2 separate regions of the Homo sapiens genome follow, and region 2 is linked to region 1. Evidence: chromatin contacts called from ENCODE Hi-C or POLR2A ChIA-PET data. All regions are on one chromosome and are shown on one strand. The core of a region is the stretch at or near the end of the contact, and the rest is flanking DNA. Distances in the headings are between cores, read along the strand shown. Region 1 holds the start of CASK-AS1 (CASK antisense RNA 1). Region 2 holds the start of LINC02601 (long intergenic non-protein coding RNA 2601).

The links. A loop is a pair of places that touch in the nucleus more often than their neighbours do. ChIA-PET counts read pairs that join two places held with the same protein, here RNA polymerase II (POLR2A). Pooled maps may share reads with other maps.
Region 2: a pooled map shows a loop between it and region 1 (2.9-fold over the local background). The contact joins the promoter of LINC02601 here to the promoter of CASK-AS1 in region 1. A Hi-C loop is called at or near these places in 1 of 37 single-sample maps with no recorded cell type and 8 of 50 pooled maps. POLR2A ChIA-PET finds 5 or more read pairs at or near these places in 4 of 52 experiments (A549, CD4-positive, alpha-beta T cell, K562 and 1 more).

What each region holds. Positions count from the first base shown.
Region 1 is chrX:41,516,494-41,519,193 of GRCh38, reverse strand. CASK-AS1 (CASK antisense RNA 1) reads right to left here and starts at 1,432. Exons shown (of 2, transcript NR_046581.1): 1 at 1-1,432. CASK (calcium/calmodulin dependent serine protein kinase) reads left to right here. Exons shown (of 27, transcript NM_001367721.1): 27 at 1-2,700. RefSeq lists an enhancer at 1,876-2,377.
Region 2 is chrX:41,274,177-41,277,108 of GRCh38, reverse strand. LINC02601 (long intergenic non-protein coding RNA 2601) reads right to left here and starts at 1,370. Exons shown (of 2, transcript NR_135616.1): 1 at 1,226-1,370; 2 at 331-1,020. RefSeq lists enhancers at 283-783, 784-1,284 and a silencer at 758-1,117.

The DNA of each region.
Region 1 (2,700 bases), core at 183-2,682:
TCCTTCATTTCATTATAGATTTGTTCAGGCTTCCAAGCTGATAATCTTTACAATTGTATAATTTGTTAGATGCTCATTGAACCTTTGAAGGCCCAGGAGTGAGTATCAGTTGGCAGGGTGACAAAGTAGCCTGCCAGAGCACAGCTGGACCACGTCTGACTCGCACAGAGCCATGCGCCCAAGGGCCACGGGTGTACTGGAGGCCACCTGTGGTCTCTCCTTCCTCTTGCTGTATCCCTTGGCACAGGGGAATCATCTGTCCTTGTTGCTTTAGAGACATTAACCATCTCATAACTCTTCCATGAAGTCACATTCTTCCAATACAGGAGATTCGGGCTGGGGTTCTCAGACTCTTTGCCAGAGGTCAGTAGAATGTTTTTCATTAGCATGTGAGGGTGTGAAGTGCTTATATTAACCTGTGATCCTTGAAAACATACCATCATTTTTTGCTTCTTGTAGGTTAGATGGCCTTGTCACTTTGTGCCTTGGCAGGATGTGCAGGGTGTGTTCTGAGCTGAACAGCTCCTCTTAAAGGACCAAACAGAGAAGGCATTAGTATACTTCTTTTACATTGTCAACACCATACCCGCCTCCGCCCCCCACCGCCTATTATTAAATGGTGGCGATTTTTTTTTTTCTGATGTTGTTCTTTGCCAGTGACCAGATGAGTCTGCAACTTACTAACAAGGTATTGAGTGAACTACTTCTGTATGGGCCCCACAGTGGGGTGACCAAGCCACCAAACCAGAGATAAGCTCAACAGTGGTCTCACACTAGATAGAGAGAGAAACCTTCAAAGAGTTGGGTAGGGCTGTGTTAGAACTGATTCGAATCTGATAGATGCCAAGGCCAGACAGTCGTTCCTGGTATGGTACTGACCACAATTTCGGGCTCTTAGTGTGAAGGTGCGCACTCTACCTCTTTTCTGGTGAAGCACAAAGACAACTACAACTAACACATGGGAAACAGAAACTTCCCTCCCTCTAGTGGAAACCCCCACGCCCCCACTTGCCCTTTGAGCCCACATCTCCAGAGATGCTGATGATGCCTGTCTTAAGCCATCTGCCATATTTATAAAGGTGGATTAAGCAGAGGAGGAGAAAAGCAATGCCAACTTAAATGTCTGTGGCCCCACAATTCACAAGCACTGTAGCACTCATCCTCAGTGGCTTTATACGTCCTCTGAGAAGCACACAGGCAGGCATCATTCTTGCCATCATTCCGATGGTGAAATCCCTGCATGCAGAACTCATTGACTTCTCAAAGATGTTACCTGTTCCATTCCACTAATACATGTCTTCTCTAAAGCAGTGTCTTTATGACCTAGCTGCATATACTTACATTTCTGAATTCAGAGTAATTTCAGTACATTGCTGCTGCTGCTGCTGCTGCTGCTGCTGCTGCTGCTGCTGCTGCTGCTGCTACTGCTACATTACAATTGTCCACTAAGCAATCAGAGAAAATTGCTAAAAGCTTCTTTACTGCTTCCATTCCATCAGCAGAACCTTTTTTTTTCTTTCTTTCTTTTAAAGACCAGAATGAATGTTTAGAGTACTAAATCTTATTAGTGGTCAATTGAAGTATTGGAGAGCCACATTTTGAAGGTTCTCTCCCCCACCCAACTCCATTCCCCACAGCAAGAAAGGGAGTGTTTTTATATGTTGAATTCTTTGTTAAAAAGATGAAATGTCCTGATTTTCCAGTCACAAGACAGTAATTACTTTGCACATACAGCATATCCCATTTTAATGCTAAAAAGGGAAATGTCACTCAATTTAATTCATCTGGAAGTTTCCCAGTGTCAAGATAACATTGTAGCCTTTTTAAATGCAATTAAATGTATCTCTTGTCAGGTGAGATGATTTAAAATCTTTGCTCAGAGAGGAAAACAAATGGTTGACCTACTTCTTGCTATTTGCATTCAGAAGGCATCGTCCCAGCCCATCCTATTGGTGGCAGAATATCTAAAGATGTCGCAAAGTCCCCCACTGCAGTAGAAATGCAGGAGGTGTTCCTGTTCCCCGTCCAATTCCTTCTTAGGCTGCTAGAGACAGCCAGTGGGCCAAGCCTTCCCCTGTGCTCCAGGCAGGCCTGGGCTGCAGCTACTGTTACCTTTTTACAGCCTTTGATCTGATCGCTGCAGAGTTCTTTTGTTTTTAAATCACTTGTATTTGTCTCTTCATTAAGGCTTCAAGTTTATTTCTTGAAAAAGTTTAGTCAATTGAACCACCCTCCAGGAAGATTCCCAGCGTGGAAACTGCCCCTGAAAAACAAGGCAGCCCAAAGCCAGCTCTCTTTTGTCCCCCACTGATGTCATGTCCTTTTTTTTTTTCATTTCAGGCCAGTTTCTTAACTTGGGGCAAAGAGAATGTGTTGCTAAAGCTACCAAGAAAACTGCTTGATTAACAAATTCTTAATAGAAATGCCTCCCACACTGTCTCTTTGAAAAGAGAAGGCACCTTGGAATCGGCATTCCAAAACCAAGCTCCTTGTCATCCTCATCCCTCCTCCTTCTTGCTTCCTATTATCAAACTCGTGTGTGTTTCTTGTTTTCTCAGAACTGAACACAGCCTCCTAATTCCATCCTCTTGACTAGGGCTTACAATACTGAGAGCGATTACAGGCTGTAATAAGTTAAAGGTCCCTGAGCGTGGCTTTCTTGTTCTGCGCCTCTAATTAATTCTTCTATTAAAAGATGCT
Region 2 (2,932 bases), core at 121-2,620, 240 kb after region 1:
CATGGTGGGTGGAGGTCCGGGTATGGTTCAACGGAAGCTGCCTGCAGCGCAAACCTACAAGGAAGTGAATGTGTGTGTTGGGTGGGGCAGGGCGCTTTCAGGGGGCCCTAGTTTTGTAATAGTCGTGCCCCCATCCCCACCCCAGCAGGAATATTGTGTTAGCTCCTGGCTGAACTAGGCCCCACTTTCTGTGCTTGCTGCTGACACCCGCTTTCCTTTTGATTTAAGGCCGTTGCAGGGCTCCGCTTTGGAGCGGGCATTGGAGGAATTCTTTGACCACCAAGCAGCCTCCATACCTCCCTCCTACATAACAGAGCCACCGAGAGGCTGTTTGCATTCTGCCTGCTTTCTCTTTTTCCGTTGCAGTAGTTTATTAATTAGTGTGCAAAAAATAAAAAGGAGGTAATAACCTTATTTATGTGCTAGTCCACGTGTTCAGTGTGCTCATTTTTTCTGCAGCCTGGCATCGGGAACCGGAACGTTTGGCCCCAGGAGAGGGGGCCGGGACCCTGGGTGCCAGAATCTTACAGTGCGGAGGCGACAGGCCAACGCAGTTCCTTCCTTTTCCTCCCTCCCTCTCTTCTTCTCCCCGCCACCTTCCTCCCTCCCTCCTGCCTCCTCTCTCCCTCCTCCCTCACCCCCTCCTCCCTCCGCGGGTTCTGGGCGTCCTTGGAAGGAAAGGAGAGTGGCCTCGAGGTCGGAGAACTCGCAGCAGTCATGGCAAACATCGCTGGGAAGCGGGACAGGATCCCCGGGAGGTTGAAACTCGGGTTCCAGGCGGCCTCTGGTGGCGATCACGGAGGGTGTGCCTCCCGGTCCCGCCCCTCACCCCGCAGCCGGGGACCCTCAGCCACCTCCCGGGCGGGCCACCCCGCCGGGGTCTGCTCTGGCCGCTGTCCCCCCGCATCATTTGCCACGAGCCCCTTCACTTCAGCGGTGCACGCGGGGCCATCTCCGCTTCCACAGTGTGGTGTTTAAATCCGCAACGATCACAGCCCAGCGGGGGACTCAGCAGGGAACCTGGGCAAGATGGATGCAGGGATTCAACGACGGCCCGGTCTGGCCAGGCCAAGCTTCTGGCCCCTCCTACAGCGGTTTGTAATGGAGGCTGATCCGCCTTTTCCGTGGTTGCAGCGAGGGAGAGCCTTGTCGCACCTCGCAGCACCCCCACCCCCCTAACCCCCATCGTCCAGCAGGCGGGCCCCGGCTTTGCACAGTTACCAACCTGAGCAGCCCCGCAGCGCGGCACCCAGCCAGCAGGAGGGAGGGAGGGCCAAGGTGGCTCCCCGGGGAGGCTGGAAGTCCTTGCCACCCCGGACTTGGGGACTGGGGGCTTCTGCACTGTTGGAATCCTGCCTGGGGGCACGAGCTGCCTTGAGAGAGGTTTCTGGATGTAGAGTCAGTTGGGCTCCCTCCCTGCCTTTTTTTTTTTTTTTTTTTCACCTCCTGAGACATCCAGGAAATGTATAGATATCTGCAGCACTCCGGGATGAACTGGAGGGTATTGGGGGAGTCAAAATGGGACCCGGTGGGAAAAACATATATTTCATTTTCCGTATATTATGTAATCCTGTAAATAAAATTAAATACATTTTAAGCTGGGGTGGTGCTTTCTGTAACTGAATGAAAAGCACCTCCAAGGCTTCAACTTCAAGAGAAAAAAAGGAAAAGGAGGAAATTTTTAAAAAAAGTTAACTAGGGGCCGGGCGCGGTGGCTCACGCCTGTAACCCCAGCACTTTGGGAGGCCGAGGCGGGCGGATCACGAGGTCAGGAGATCGAGACCATCCTGGCTAACACGTGACTATCTCTACTAAAAATACAAAAAATTAGCCGAACGTGGTGGCGGGCGCCTGTAGTCCCAGCTACCCGGGAGGCTGAAGCGGAAGAATGGCGTGAACCCGGGAGGCGGAGCTTGCAGTGAGCCGAGATCACACCACTGCACTCCAGCCTGGGCGACAGAGCGAGGCTCCGTCTCAAAAAAAAAAAAAAAAAAATGTTAACTAGGTAAAAATTTAAAAACAAAAAGCAACATAAAAAGAAAATTAAATACAGACTATTAGGAAAGGTGTGAAATACCAAGCATGTGTATAACATTTTCTAATGAAATCTTTCCAACCCCCTCTTTTGCTTTTTTAACTTTTTATTATGAGAAATTTCGAACATACATAAAAGTAGATAAGTAGATAACAAATCCTCACCTTCAACAATGACCAATGTAGGCCAGGTGTGGTGGCTCACACCTGTAATCCCAGCACTTTGGGAGACTGAGGCAGGCCGATTACTTGAGCCCAGGAGTTCGAGACCAGCCTGGGCAACATAGCGAGACCGCCCCCCCATCTCTATAAAACAATTTAAAAATTAGCTGGGCATGGTGGCACGTGTCTGTAGTCTCACCTACTCAGGAGGCTGAGGTGGGAGGATCACTTGAGTCCAGGAGGTTGCAGTGAGCTGTGACCTTGCCACTTCAACAAAGCAAGACCATGTCTTAAAAAAAAAAATTACCAATGTAGGGCCAATTTTTTTCACCTATATCCTCACCTACTCCCCCCCATTATATATTTTCATTTAATTAATTTTATTTATTTATTTATTTTTATTTTATTTTTTTTTTTGAGACGGAGTTTCACTCTTGTTGCCCAGGCTGGAGTGCAATGGCATGGTCTTGGCTCACCACAACCTCCGCCTCCCGGGTTCAAGAGAGTCTCCTGCCTCAGCCTCCCGAGTAGCTGGGATTACAGGCATGCTCCACCATGCCCGGCTAATTTTGTATTTTTAGTAGAGATGGGGTTTCTCCATGTTGATCAGGCTGGTCTCAAACTCCTGACCTCAGGTGATCCGCCCACCTTGGCCTCCCAAAGTGCTGGGATTACAGGCGTGAGCCACCGCGCCTGGCATATTTTTATTTTTTAATGATACGATAAATTGAGCTTG